Regions from separate parts of the Homo sapiens genome. Here region 2 is linked to region 1. A link is a loop called in an ENCODE intact Hi-C map of the cell type or tissue named here. Cell type or tissue: breast epithelium. All regions are shown on one strand.

Evidence for each region. A loop is a pair of places that touch in the nucleus more often than their neighbours do. Peaks named below come from ENCODE experiments on the same cell type or tissue, not always from the same donor. Only the 100,000 strongest peaks of a DNase experiment are listed, where the experiment ranks them.
Region 2: it touches region 1 in a loop (11-fold over the local background); 1 of 110 quality-filtered maps calls a loop at or near these places.

The regions. Positions count from the first base shown.
Region 1 is chr1:213,722,085-213,730,084 of GRCh38, reverse strand. It overlaps a transcript of RPS6KC1 not described here. Among named protein-coding and RNA genes, the nearest start is that of LINC00538, 200 kb to the left of the region's middle. In breast epithelium, a CTCF peak has its summit at 4,851; a DNase peak (open chromatin) is centred at 4,744; H3K4me3 peaks cover 306 bases; H3K27ac peaks cover 439 bases.
Region 2 is chr1:213,348,758-213,356,757 of GRCh38, reverse strand. It overlaps a transcript of RPS6KC1 not described here. Among named protein-coding and RNA genes, the nearest start is that of RPS6KC1, 300 kb to the right of the region's middle. In breast epithelium, no CTCF peak of the experiment used is centred here; no DNase peak of the experiment used is centred here.

The DNA of each region.
Region 1 (8,000 bases):
ACATGGATGGAGTGGGAGGTCATTATTCTTAGCAAACTAATGCCAGAAGAGAAAATCGAACACAGCATTCTCTCACTTATAAGTGGGGGCTAAATGATGAGAAGACATGGAAACATACAGGGGAACAACAGACACTGGGGCCTATTGTAGGGTGGAGGGTAGGAGGAGGGAGAAGATCCGGAAAAATAACTATTGGGCAGTAGGTTTAATGCCCAAGTGATGAAATAATTTGTACAACAAACTCCCATGACACAAGTTTACCTATATAACAAACCTGCACATGTGCCCTCAAGCTTAAAGTTAAAAAAAAAATAACAATTCATTTGGGCCTAAACTCAAAAATAAAAATAAAAATAAAAAAAGAATAAGTCCTGCTGCAAAAGCCAGGGCTCAGCAGGCTTGGAATAAAGGAATCACGGCCCAGAAGCAGGAGACTGGACTTCATGATCTGTTCACAGCCCTCTTGGTTGGAGGATTCTATGAATGGACTGATTTTGAGAGACCAACAGGTTTCCAGGAAGTCTTTCCCTCCCCCCGATCCTTTAATGGTAACAAAAACATGACAAATAAGATGATCTTGGCCAGTTTAAGCCCAAGGAAGCTATTTTTGCATCAGGAAGCAATAAATGATGCTGCATTTGGAAGCGCAGGTACAGTTCTTGATCCCTTGTTACAAAGGAGCATCACAGCCATAAATGGAGGGAAGTAAGCAGGTTGATTCACTGGCCCCAGGACACCAAAGGAGTCGATCTAAAGTTAGAGATGCTTGTTCTGGGTTACAAGAGGGAAATACTGCACGATTTCAAGCCCTCAAACCCGAGGATGTGGATGACAGAAGAGATAAGAGGTAACCTGCTTACTTCTGGAAAAGTCTACCGTCATGCTGACTCTGGCTCCTAGGGAAATAGTAGGTCAATGAGAAAACACTGCAGGTTCCAGGACCTCTGGCATTGAATTGTCCGTTCACTATTGTGAAAACCTAACTGTCGTCTTTTAAACTTTTACCTCTCACTAAGCACTTTGGACATATTTACTGATCTCCCCATGCTCTGTGCTGACCTTTGCCCTCTGTTTTAAAATGTGCTTACCCTGCCCTGTGTCTCAGCATCGTCCACTGGTAAAAAAAAAAAAAAAAACAAAAAAAAAACCCTCATGTTCTGGGGAATAAGGAAACCTAAGTTATACTTCTGACTGCCATTAAATTTTCTGTGCAAACGTAAGCCAGCCCTGTAACTTCTCTGTGCCTACCTTTCCCGAGGCACAGCGGAGGAGCTGTGACCTATATGGAAAGCCAAGAGCGCGGAGGAGTGACACATCTAGATTTGATTGGCAGAAGCCAGAATTGCCATCCCCCCTCCTCCCACCACTACCTCCCAAGTTCTCTGCTCCTTCTTTCAACCCAAGTGTGGAGCTCTTTTTCAGCAGAGCCAATGAGGAGGGAGTGGCCCCGCCTGCAAATGGGTGATGTTCGCTCTTGCCTCACTTTTCCTCTTAGAGTACCGGGCAGTGGGTACTCTTATAATCCCGATTTATAGAAGAAGAAACTGAGGCACAGAAAGGTGAAGATCCTGTAGCGGGTAGGGCTGGCATGGACGTTAAATGAGTCTTTATAAAGACTAGCTCTTGTTTACTACTTGCTGTCACTTCGATTTTTATCACCATGAGCTCCACGAGAAGGGATATTTAATGTACCTTGGGCTGCGCTTGACACTTAGAAAGGACGCAATAAATGCAAACTGCCTTTATTATTAGCATAGCTTGGGACTTGGATTGTTTGATACATGCGGTACATTTTTCTCACAAATGTGAAGTTCCAAGACGCCCCAAGTACTCTAGCCCCTCAGATAATTTCCTCCCAGACTCTTAGTCTCTGCGAAAGGCTTCTTCACCGCGGGTTTATCTCACTCTTTCCCATTATTTTTCCCCCTCCTCACTGTGCACCGCTTATCACGCTGCTTCATATCACTCTGCTTTACTCCTCGGCTTCTCCACTTCCCTCTATTATCTTCTCAGTGGCCCACAATGGCTTCCACTTAGCATACAGCCACTGCATCCTGGCTTCTTCTCCCCTGTGACTCTCTTCCCTTTGTCTCCATTCTCCTGAGTCTGATAGATGCGTTGTCTGAAGGTCAGGCGTTCCTCTTAGATACGCATTTTATCGCCTGCAGTTGGAAAACAATTATTGCTCTCCTCTACACACTTTTTCCCTTTACTGCTAACTTTTCTCTTTCTCTCCACAACTTTCTTTCCTAAAAATCACCAATAGTTTGTTTTCACCATTTTTTGTCCTAAATACCAACTTCATGCTAGTTTTTGCAGACTGCTTCAAGGCATGGGGGAATTGAAAATCTCTTTTAATTTTTTTTTCATATATCTTTGTCCTTTGGAAAATGCACATGTATTTCTGGCCTGGTCCCCTCCCCTTCTTTTGTGAACACAGCCTGGCAAAGAATTACTTTAATATTGTTGGGAATATCTTCCTGGCCTATCAATAAATCACTCCTGTGGCTTCTCAGCAACCAGTTTCTTCACAGACTTTGAGTGCCATTCATACTAGAAGCACTTCTTATTATTTATCTGAAACTTCTTAGAATTCCTCCCATTGTCTTGCTTTGCTTTACTTCTCAATGTTTCCCCTCCTACCTGCAAATGGAAATCCACATAGTCTAAGCTGTAACTGATGTTTAATGCTTTTTCTTCCTTACCTCTGATGACTTCCACATTCTTGACTTCCTCCCTGTACCCTCATCTCAGAAGGCACACTTTCTTAGTATTTGCACAGAGGATATGATGACCTGTGAGTTTCGGTAAGGGCTCAAAATGTCAGCTATGGCCATAGGTAATTCTCAATTATGTAGGTGCAAATTTTCTAGATGATCTATTAATCTCAGACTGGCCTTCTGTGATGTTTACCGAATAGTGCATCCACTCATTCATATTCTCAGCCCCCTTGCAGTTAGGTGGGCTCAGCTGAAAGGGTCGGGTCAATGTGCTGTGGGTAGAAGTGATGGGCCCCACTTCCAGACCAAAGCATACAAGAGTCAGGGCAATTCTCCAGCTGGCCCTTTAGCCGCCCCATGGCTGAGGGGGTCTCATGTTGAGATGGTGGCGCCCTAAGATTAAAAGTGCCTGATTTGCTCTGGACCCCTGCTTAGAAAGGAAAATAATCTGTTGTGTTAAGCCACTGGGTTTATTTGCAGCACATCATCCCATAGCTATTCTAACCTTCTGTGCTCCTGAACTGAGTTGCCTTTTATGGGTTAGCTTCAATATGTTCTGAAAACCTACATTCATTTTAATAATGTTTCATATAAGACATAAGTAGAAAAATATCATTTACTAAGACACACACATAATGTGTGCCAACCTCTCAGCTTAGGTAGATACATCAATAGATAGATACAGACATAGGCACACCAAAGCATCATGGATGGAAAAGATGATGAGAAAGGTTGCAGTATTCTTAGATGCTTAAGCAATTGAAATTTTTTTATTACTTAGTTGAACAAGAGGAGAAAGACAGAGGATTCCCCACAGGTGAGACATAGATTGCAGAATTAGAGACATGTTTGTCTTCTGAAAGCCAACAACACCATCAGGAAAGAGAAATTCCATTCTTAAGGAACATAGTCATAACATCCAAAGGGAGATACCTCTTTTTTATGACAGTTAGTGCCATCTGCCTTTTGAAAATTATATTTAAAACAACAGGCCTGGCATGGTAGTTTATGCCCATAATCCTAGCACTTTGTGAGGCCAAGGAAGGAGGGTTGTTTGGGGTCAGAAATTCAAGACCAACCTGGGCAACCCCTCTCTCCAGAAAAATTAAAAATTAGCCAGATGTAGTAGCGTGCACCTGTAGTCCCAGATGTGCCCAGGCTGAGGCTGAGAAGATCGCCTGAGCCCAGGAGGTCAAAGCTTGCAGTGAGCTATAATTGTGTCACTGTACTCCAGCCTGGGTGACAGAACAAGACACTGTCTCTAAAATAATAAAAATAAGAAAGAACAATTATGGAGAAAACTTTGACAAAAGCTACAGATAGTTTGTGTCAATGGAGTAGAAAATATGGAGGAGTATATAAATGATGTTTAAAACACGAAAAGCAATATCATGAAAGAAAAAATGATCCGTTCCAATTTAAAATTAAAATTGTAACACAATAAAGTAAAAGAGTGAGTCACAAATTGGGAAAACATATTTGCCAGCACTCAGCAAGGGATTAGTGTTCAGAATATGTAAAGAACCCTTTAAAATAAGGAAAAGAACAAAACAGTAAAAGAATGAACAAAGGATATGAACTACAGACCCTTGGTTATGAAAAACAAATGATTAAAATCATGTGAAATATGTTCAACCTTTCTGACTGAACAGGGTTCGATTTTTTCTGGTTGAGCAGGGTTATCCACCAGTGTGGGATTTTTAGTTAACTTCCAGTCTTCATACTTAGCAAAAGAGGATACTGTCCCCAAAGCAAAGATTTACTTTGAAACCAACGAGTAAAGGGCTCTGGATTTCTGTGGTTGAAGCAGTACCCACAGCAGGAAGGCAAGAGGGAGGCCACGCCACAGGACACTGACCAAGAGTCCCCGAAGAGAGCCCGGAATGCCTTTGAGAAAGCAAATGTCTGAAACAAGGGCTTCTCTTGTCCTGGGCATCTGCTGGCTGCCGAGCGGCCTGAGAGCACGGGGAGGATGTGTGTGTTAAGGCTCACTGCAACAGATGCCCACAAGAAGACTTCATTGTAATTGAGAAAGCCAGTGAAAACTTCCTGGAAACTGTTGTAAAATATTTCATGCTGCTGTCAAAGAATGTGTTGCTGGGCTCGTGCCCAGTGTTTTCCTCACCACCGTGGACAGACTGCAGTAGTGCATGCCTCGTATCCAAGTAATGAGTTACAATTGTTGGGAAAATTTATGTTGAGAAATTTTGCATGTTTTAATGTTGGCAGTCGCTTGTTGGAAATAAGATTTATTAGTCCTCTGGTAAGACGTTAAGCTGGCAGCTTTAGTAAAAGACAAAAAAGTGTTAGAAAGTCAATGAACATCAACTTTCAACTCCAGCTGTAACAGTGACCTGCCCTTCTCTAGACAGCTCAGCGTGGTGCCAAGAGTGGCTAAGACTCTGGTCCATCAGATGGATTTTAGGCAAGTTACATGACCTCTCTAAGCCTCAGTTTCTTTGACTATAAATGTGAAAAGAGATAGCACTCTTTGGACTGTTGGGAGGATGCATAAGAGCAGGCACAGCACAGTGCCTGACGTAATCAGACAGCAACAAATGTAAGTACTTGTTAGTAATGAGATTAATGGAGTCGTCAAATTTTCCTTTTGTTTATTATTATTTTTTTAGAGATGGTGTCTTGCTGTGTTACCCAGGCTGGTCTTGAAAACTCCTGGCCTCAAGTGATCTTCCCACCTTCATGTCCCAAAGCACTAGAATTACAAGCACGAGCCACTATACCTGGCTCAAACTGTCAGGCTTTTGTTCATGAGGATAACTGTGTGCCCATCTCCTAGGCTGTCGGGTGAATGCCTTGGAGTGTTTCTCCACCATGGCCCTTGTTTGCTGCCAGCCAGCCACGGTCTTACTCATAGAGCCCCTTGTGATCTCAGGTTTGTATTGGCGAGACAAGTGACCAGGATAGGGAGGGAAAAGAGCACACATTTGTGGCTTTAAACAAAGCAGAGTTAAGAAAGCTACAAAAGGCTGGGCGCAGTGGCTCACACCTGTAATCTCAACACTTTGGGAGGCCAAGACGGGTGGATCACCTGAGGTCAGGAGTTTGAGACCAGCCTGGCCAACATAGTGAAACTCCGTCTCCACTGAAAATTTGCCGGGTGCAGTGGCACATGCCTATAATCCCAGCTACTTGAGAGGCTGAGGCAGGAGGATCACTTCAACCCAGGAGGCAGAGGTTGCAGTGAGCTGAGATCACACCACTGCACTCCAGCCTGGGCGACTGAGCAAGACTTCATCTCAAAACAAATAAAAAAATGAAAAAGAAATCCACAGAGGAAGGATTTCTGCTCTCATGCTCCTACTGCATCCTGCTTCTGCTCCTCAGTGCACTCCCTTCATGGGCAATTTCACTCATTCCTGCCTGAAGGTTGGGGATGAGTTAGATGACACTGTCCCCCCCAACCCCCCAACCACCCCCATACTTTAACTTCCTCCATAGGCTTTATTATTATTTGACATGTCATATATGTTTTCTTATTCATTCCATTTACTGTCTCTCTCTCTGCACCAGAATATCACCTCCACAGAGATGTGGATTTGTGTCTGTTGTGTTCAGTGATGTATCCCCAGCATCTGAGCAGGGCCTGGTGCAATTGGGTGCTCAATTTATCTTGGTAAATGAATTGAATAAAATTCCATTGAGTGAAATTTGACTTTGCCCAAAGTCACTTTTATGGACTGAATTATATCTCCCCAAATTCATAGGTTGGAGTCCTAACAGCTAGTACCTCAGAATCTGACTATACTTAGAGATAGGGTCCTTAAGTAGGTAACTAAGGTAAAATGAGGTCACATGGGTGGGTCCAAATCCAGTAAGCTTGGTGTACTTACAAGAAGAAGAGATTAGGAAACACCCATATACCACAGGGAGACCGTTGGAAGATAGAGCAAGAAGGCAGCCAGCTGAAAGCCAAGAAAAGAGGCCTCAAAAGAAACCCTGCTGACACCTTGATCTCAGACTCCCAGCCTCCAGAACCGCAGGAAATACAGTTGCATTGTTCAAGCCACCCTGTCTGTGATGCTTTGTTATGGCAGCCCTAGCAAACAAATACAGTCACTGAGCAAGATTCCTATCTCAGAACAAAGGTCTGAATTTCATTAGTTTGAAGCACTAATTCTTTAATAGTCCACCTCTGGAAACAGAGAATACTCCCTTTTTTCTTTCAGATGGAGTTCCACTCTTGTTGCCCAGGCTGGAGTGCAATGGCGGGATCTCGGCTCACTGCAATCTCTGCCTCCCAGGTTCAAGCAATTCTCCTGACTCAGCCTCCTGAGTAGCTGGGACTACAGGCACCTGCCACCATGCCTGGCTAATTTTTTGTATTTTTAGTAGAGATGGGGTTTCACTATCGTGGCCAGGCTGATCTCGAACTCCTGACCTCAGGTGATCCACCAACCTCGGCCTCCCAAAGTGCTGGGATTACTGGCATGAGCCACCTTGCCCGGCCAGAATACTCCCTTAAAAAGCAGAGCAAATCCCCATGGAGTTCAGGGACTGGAAAGAGTTTTCAGAGGACCTAGTCATAACTCTTCTCTTTCTTTACTCGAAATGGCAGAGTCCACAGTCGGACTCCTCTGCGGAGTCCCACTCTCCTCTGGGCAGGCAGGACAGACACCTCTCATAGCTGCTCCAGTCCCCTGAAAAGTCCTCATGTGGCATTGCTGATTACACGGATGGTGTCCCTTGTTCACTCTGGGTCTCCCTCCACTGGGGAAGGGAGATGGCCATCATCTAGCAGGAACAATGTGATTTAAAGACTTGAAACAAGTACAAACACAAATACACCCAAGACAGGGTCTGGTAATCCTCATTCTAAACTGTAGGCTAAAAGATGCCATAGTAATTCAGAGAAGAGAGGAGAGTCTGAGGGCTGGAGTGGAGGGGAAGGCAGGCCAGGGACAGAGCCTCCTGTAATTGTAATATTGGGACGTGTAACTGTATTGTAACATCACAGTATCAGGACCAATAATGGAGGGAAGGTAGGGTAGAGAATTCCAAACCCAGAGAATAGCATAAATCAATGTCCAGAGGAAAGTTTGGGTACTGGAGGAGTTTGTCATGTTTCAGCAAAGATTTGAGACATGACAAGACCAGTCACCTTGCCCCTACTAGATTCCTGGAGGAAATGAGCAAAGCATGAGATCTGGGTTCTGGTCTTTTGCCCAAACCCTCATGTAGCCTTCTGGTGAGTTAGAGGGTACCACTATGGAGCTGCCTTTTTCTGCCTGGAGTACATGCAGACTCCAGGCCCAGCATACT
Region 2 (8,000 bases), 370 kb after region 1:
GCAGGGCTAGCAGCTTCCGGTGTAGTGATGAAGGCAGAGAAAGAAGCAGACATGTCTATGACGTTATCTGGGGGCAGGCTTTTATTTTGTTTGTTTTTCTTGAGATGGAGCTTTGCTCTTGTCACCAAGGCTGGAATGCAGTGGTGCCATCTCAGCTCATTGCAACCTCCACCTCTCAGGTTCAAGTGATTCTCCTGCCTCAGCCTCCCAAGTAGCTGGGATTACAGGCACCTGCTATCACGCCCCGCTAATTTTTTGTATTTTTAGTAGAGACAGTGTTTCACCATGTTGGCCAGGCTGGTCTCGAACTCCTGACCTCAGGTGATCTGCTGCCTCGGCCTCCCAAAGTGCTGGGATTACAGGCGTGAGCCACCACACCTGGCCTGGGGGCAGGTTTTACTTGGGTCACTGAAATGAACCAGTGACCTTTGAAAACGCTTTTCAATCCTGGGGATTTATGATGTTAAACAAATCAGTCCATGTTAACAAGATAGGAAAAAGAAAATATCCAGCACATCTACAGAAGCCTGTAATTACTCTTCCTAGAAAACCTTGTACCACCCCTGTTATACCACACATCGCCCTCATTGTTGACTAACTGCCACCTCTCTCACTTCTCCACTAGACTGTAAGCTCAAAGAATTCAGGGACCTCGTCTATCTTTGGAGTTCTATCCCCAGCTCCTGGCCCAGTGTCCAGCACATAACCAGACTGACCTGTATTGAATATTTTCCATGAGCAGGCACCGTTCTGAACACTTTATTCATATTAGCCCATTTAATCCTCATAACAACCTTATGACATAGGTACCTGTCTTACAGATTAGTAAACTGAGGCAGAAGATGGTTAAATAACTGTCCAAGATTACACAGCTAGTAAGTGGCAGAATCATGAATAGACCCAGACAGCCTGGCTCTCAGGGTCTCTGCTCTTAAATAATAAGTCGTGCTGGTTCATAGCAAGTGCTCCATAACAATATTTGTTACTTTGAAAACATCTCTGAGGTGTTGCCGCTGAGTTGAAACAAGAGTTACATAGAAGATCATCCAATTTATGAAAACAAAAAGGTAACTAAGTATAAAATAAGCTAATACTTTGTGTGTTCTGCAAGAGACAACTTAATTCAAGTTTAGGTAATTAAAGCTTTCATAATTTTTTTAAAAATACAGTGCATTCATTTATGCAAATCTACTCCAGAGCATGATTTTTGCAAGATGCTATGTGTCTCACTTATCACAAAAAATGACTTCTGAGTCTCCCTAAGAAGTGAGAATATCAGATTGCAAACACTCCCTTCAACTGCCCCGTGCCCGTGCTAGTGTATAGACCCCTGTCTAAGGCCGGTGGATCCAAGCAGTCCCTACAGCTCCCGATTCTGCAAGGGGGCACGGGGGTAGCAAGAATGGGCCCTTCCAGCTGGTCTGAAAATGACACGCCCTTGTACATCCCGCCAGCCTTCTTCCACCAGCCCCCTTCACCCACTCCCTTCTTTGGGCTTTCCAAAGATTTCCTTCTCTCTCTCTCTTTTTTTTTTCCTTTGTGAGACAGAGTCTCACTCTGTCTCCCAGGCATGAGTGCAGTGGCGCGATCTCAGTTCACTGCAACCTCTGTCCCTGGGTTCAAGTGATTCTCCTGCCTCAGCCTCCTGAGTAGCTGGAATTATAGGCATACGCCACCACACCTGACTAATTTTTGTATTTTTAGTAGAGGCAGGGTTTCACCATGTTGGCCAGGCTGGCCTCAAACTCCTGACCTTAGGTGATCCGCCCACCTCGGCCTCCCAAAGTGCTGGGATTACAGGTGTGAGCCACTGCACCCAGCCTGATTTTCCCTCTCTTGCCAAGGGCTGGCTACGGTTTGAATATTTTTCCCCTCCAAAATTCATGTTCAAATTTAATCCCCAATGTGGCAATATCGAGAAGTGGAGCCTTTAAGAGGTGATTGGGTCATGAGGGCAAAGCCCTAAAGGAATAGATTAATCCATTTGTGGATTAATGAGTTAATGAATCAATGGATTATCATAGGAGTGGGACTGGTAGCTTTATAAGGAAAGGGAGAGAGACCTGAGCTAGGACACTCAGCCCCCTTGCCATGTGTTGTCCTGCACTGCCTTAAGACTCTGCAGAGTCCTCACCAGCAAGAAGGCCCTCACCAGATGCAGCCCCTTGACCTTGGACTCTCAACCTTTATAAGAAATAAATTCCTTTTCTTTATATATTACCCAGTTTCAGGTACTCTGTTATAAGAAATGGAAAATGGCCCTTAGTGTTCACTTCAGCCTGAATTGACTCATCAGAATAAAAATATCTCTTGGGGAAAGAAGTGACAAAATGATTTTCCCAGGTCAGGGCAGGTGAGCAGTTGTGAAGTTTCAATGAGTTCATACACATGAGAGGGTTCTAATTCCTGAGCTCTACAAAAGTGCAGGGGATCATTACCATCATCACCTATGAGCACTCAGACAACTAGGGTGGAAAAGAGCAGCAAGGTTAGTGAGCACTCATGGTGCCAGGTGATGCTAAGAGCTTCGTCTACATGACCAGCTTGGATTCTTCCAACAAACCCTTAGGGTAGATCCTATTAGCTTCTGTTTTACATATGAGGAAACTGAGGCTCAAGGTAGTTTGACAATTGGCACCAGAGAGGAATGGTGCCAAGACAGGTAAGGGTCTCAGAACCCATATGCTAGACACATTCTTAGATTGCCAAAAGGGCAGACACACCAGGACTTAATGGACTTTCTTTTGGTCCATGGGAGGAAGGGTTCTGACTGTGAGGGACTCTGAGCAGCAGCTAACAAAGGATCCTCTGAGATGGCCCTCTGTGCCTTTGCTCAGGCTGTTCCCTCGGCTTTTCCACATCATTTTTCCATGTCTCTGAACACAGCATAGGGAAGCAATAGCACCTTCCTCTGAATTTCCATAACATTTCTTTCTGTCCCTTTCTCATGGTGACTCCATTTTCTACATACTACCAAAAAATTGCTTGCAATTGTGTCTTATCTTCCCAACAAGATGGAAAGCTAATACATACGCCTGACTCATAATAAGAGCTCAGCCCTGAGAAAGGCTGATTATGCAGTCAGCCTGAAAGAAACATTAAAGGCAACCTCCTGGGTAGAAAGAGCCAGAAAGGAATAGGCCAGTTCACTTTGCTATTTCACAGCCACAGAATGCAACTTTGTGCTGAGTAGACACCTTGGACCCAAGTCCTGGAGAAGGAAAACAAAGTGATAGTGAAGATATGGATGTAAGAGCCAGGCTGCCTGGGTTAGAATCTCTGTTTCAGCACCTACTGGCTGGGTTACCCCAGGTAAGTTACTCCTTTTTGCTTCAGTTGCCTCTTCTATAAAATTAGAATGATAATACCAGTAGTTACATCAGAAGATTGATCAAAGGAGCTAAGATATGTTTAGGGCTAGAAGAGTGCCTGACACATTTTAAGTGAAATATAGGTGTACTTATTTTTGTAAGTACAAATGGATGGGCATTCTTGGAGAAGCATACCGAGGCATTCATTTACTCAGTAGATATTCAATGGATACTGAACATCAACTCTGGGCCAAGCATTGCTCAAGACCCTGCTGGGGAAAACAAGACAAAGATCCTTGCCCTGCTGAACTGACATTATAGCTGGTGGAGATAGACAATACACATAATACATTAGTAAATTCTACAGTATGAGCAAGTACATTCCTTTCTTTAGAAGTCCCAACGATGTTGTCTTGTAAATGCCTGAGGAGAGCCCTCCCCTCTCACATTGTTCTGATTTCTCCCCATGCATTCACCTGGGGTCTTGAAGGGTGCTCAGCAAATATAAGTTGGTTGACTGATTTTTAAATAGACAGCATAAGTTCCTAACAGTACATATCTTCCACACCTTCTTGCATACCTTGTCAATGCCATAGGTGTTGATCTTAGGTAGAAGCATCCATAGGTCCAGCTCCTGCCTCAGCCTCCCAATGCTGAGATTACAGGTGTGAGCCACTGCATCCAGCCAAGAGTTAGTATTAATCATAGATCAATCATAGGGAGACCCTATAGTCAAACACAACTGGGTTAAACTCTGATTGACAGTCACCTGTGGATCTGTTTTCTTGCCCAATCTCAGACAGAAATTGTAGAAGCCTCCTTCCAACTGAGAAGCTTCAAAGAGCCTATCTTTATAGTATGTGTTTCCTTTACCTTCTATGATTACTTCATCTAATTTCTTGGGAAAAAAGACCTTCACTTCCCTTGCCTCTTACAATATTGTGGCCCCTGAGAAACTCTCTGTTCCCAGATCCCCAGTCTTGCCACCAGCACCCCCTCCCACGAGACACAAAATTTAGAGGATAAATTTTAAAGCAAACATATTTAATTTTTCATCATTTGCATGTTTCAATTAATAATTTGTACTTATTACTTGATACACAGCTTTTATAATATTTTATTTTTAAACAGGTTTTTCCAAATTTTAGAATTACAGTAGAGAATATTGAAGAACGCCTCAGTTCATTTTGCACCTTTTACACCACTTCCATGCACATTCTGTTTTGCTCATCAATGAACACATTGTTTACTACACTGAAAATTTTTCTTGCACCTGCAGTTAAAAAATAAATAACGGAATAAAGGAAGGAAGAAATGAAGACACTGATACTGAATACTGAAACAATTTCAATAAATTTGGAGCTAATTTTTGCCTTGCTTCTTTCCTCCATAGCCCTTTTCCCCAAAACTCTATCTCCCAGCTCGTAAGGGAAAGTCACCAATCTCCTCATTAAAAAAAGAAAAAAAGAAAAAAAAATCCTGAAGTGTCCTCCCACCACCTCCAGCCCAGAGTAGTATTTGATATTAATAAACAGAATACTCAGCATACCTGTATATACATTTGGTTCACTTAGCCCTAAGAAAATCAAGTAGATAGTTAAATCCCTTCTACATGGCTAAGAGGACTCACAAAAGTGATGCCACCTCCCAAAATAAAAGAGAAGAATCTTTCCCAAAGACCAATCTCCGCTTCCACCTTTAGAGTTCCAGAAGTCACCTCTGGCAATTTTAGAAGAGCCCTTTTGTCACAGTTTCCAGGTACCAGGACTTCAGAGACCCTGTGATCCCTTCACTCAGCCCCATGCCACACAGTCAGAATACACATTCATGACCACGTGTCATGACTATAGCATTCAGTTCTGGGCACTTGATGATACTACTTCATAATGACAAAACTCCACTCATATAGCCATTATCTAAAATCTTACAGAATCTGTCTATATTTTTAGCCAGTTGCCACTTTTCAAGGCAAAAAGATGCACAGATCTTCTCTCTGCCAAGCAAATCACACCTTCTTTGCATTGGCTCCAAAGCTACCCTCATGGAATTCCAAAAATTGCTGTGTATTTGCAATATTTCTGGGTTTGGTTAGCAAATCTCTACTTGACCAATTAAAGCCTTTTGCGCTTTTATAGACTTCATCTGTGTCTCCGTTCAGCAGTTAGCTTTTCATGCTGACAAATCTTCATCTTCTAAATTCATTTTGTGTGTCTACTAAAATCTAGCTACAACTTTAAAAGTGTTCAAAATCTAGCCCTGTAATTTGACATCTAAGAATTGATCCCAGGGAAATAATCAGAAATGCCCACGAGGATTTTGGTGGAAAACATTCCATTTCAGTGTTAATTATTAAAGTAAATATGTACATGTACTTAATTAAATATAATCTGAAAATAAACTAAATCTAAATAATATAAAAATCATCAAATATGTTTTTGTAGACCCAGCAATTGCTACATTAGTCATTAAAATGTTTTAGAAAACATTTGACGACAAGAAAACATATACCCAATCATATATAAAACATGTACCAAATAAGATACAAAATTTTATATACGTGTGTGAATAAACATATGTGAATATAAGTATATACACTATACATACATATATATGATACCAATTTTGTAATACATATGTTTGTGTTCTAAGAAAAAAACTAAAAGGCAATACAGTAAAATGTTAAATTATCTCTGGATGGTAAGATAACATATAACTTCATTTTATTGTTTGCCTTGAATATTTTCCAAATTTTCTATAATGAATACGTATTACTTTTATAATCTGAGAAAAAAAGTGTTTTTAATAATCATTCCAACTCTTTAATTAATTCAGCTGCCCTATCCTGGATCTCTTCCAGCTCTATTATGTCATCCTTAAGAAGCAATAGCCAATATGGCACAGGATTTTCCAGGTGTCCACTTTTGGGAAATCTGATTCTAACACTCTCAGAGGCAGTGCCCCAAACCCCCACCTGTCATGCACATGCTAATACACACACACTCCCACATCTGCCCCAGAAGTGTCTGTCCTATTTACCAGGACTCCTCGATAGCTCTTTTCCTGATAAAAGAGAATTCTGTATTTGCACAGAAGCATTCTGATTTTCAAAACATCAGAATATCACCCACTGCACATGCATGTGATGGACAAAAAGAACCAGGTCAGTTCCCACTGCAAGGCTGCAAGATTGATCTCTCATTTGCTTTCCATCCACATGTGACCTGAGAGACGCAGGGCTTTAATTAGTGAGAGAGAGAGAACCAGGAACTTTCTGAATCATAACATCACCCCACACTTCTGCAAGGGAACAGAATCCAGGATCAAGGTTTTAGCCAGGTAGAATGAAGTAACATGCCATCCTGTGACTTTTCCTGGGGAGTTTAAATCCATGCCTCCCAAGTTGCTTAGTTTCCAAACCCCTAGGGACTTAAAAAGAGTATTCAGACCACCCAGTGGTGGTCTCAGCCATGAGTTGGGTGAGACAGGATGTGGGGAAAGACAGGATATAGAGTCTGACACACAGCATAAATGTTGATATTTACCATAGGAAATTTTCTCTGTCTCTGGGAACAGAAATGTTAATAATTCCACTCTTTAGTGCATGCTTATGGCCCTGTCAAGTTTGATCATCACTTCCAGGTCCAGCAGTACAGCACATCCTAATCAACTTCACTCCAAAGGACAGAAGGCCTGTTTTTCCCAATTTATTTTTGAAATGCTGAAATACAATATTGACTGTTTCTCATGTGGTCTGTGCTTTTGTGTTTGAGAAGGTTTTCAGGTCTGACAAATCTGGGTTCAAACAAGAAGTAACTACGAATTATCCTCCTGCTCTTCAAGACCTGTTTGCCCATCTATGATCCTCCTAAGTGTCTGATGAACTTTAGCATTTGACTCCAGCCTGAGTTCTGCCTGTTGTAACTATAGTAAGCTGCAAAGTGTGCAGCAACTCGAGCAAACCCAGGGTGTGGAAAGTGCGGATGCTGCCTAAGCATCTTGAAGATGCACCCAAGTATCATATCATATAGCCTAAATCCATCCTGCTTCTCCTTACTGTGCTGAATTGCCCAAGTGGTCATGCATTACCGTCCCCCACGTCAGCCCTGGCAGTGACCAGTGGATAGGGTATAGGCAGAGGGTTAGGAAAACAAGAAGGGAAAAGGAAACTGCTTTGAAATGTCAATAATATTTTTGGGTTATGTTCAAAGTGTGTTTGTGTAGTTTTTATAAAGGTAAAATAATTGATTCTTCTCTTTACTTAGAAAGGAAAAAAACATGAGACCTGCATCTGTTGAATAAAAATATATAAATAAATAAGCAGATACTTCTTTTTTCCTAAGCTGACAGAAATTTATTTTTAAAAGAGTAATGATTAGCAACAGGATGGTTGCCAAAGAAAGCCAAAGTAATCTTCAATCCTGATTTGAGAAAGAGACACCTAGAAATGAAGACCAGTATGTGGTTATGTTATTTCCATGTTTACCTACAGCCTTTCAACAAATGCAATCACCCATTCACCCATTCATTCAATTCAAGGAGCACTTATTAAACACTTCCTCTGTCCAGACACTGTGCTAAGCACTTTAAAGATTATTTCATTGAAACCATTTATGAGCCTGCTCCATAGGGTTTATTGTTATACAGAGGAGGGAAGAAGCAAGGAGCTATAGCTTTCTTATTTTACCCATA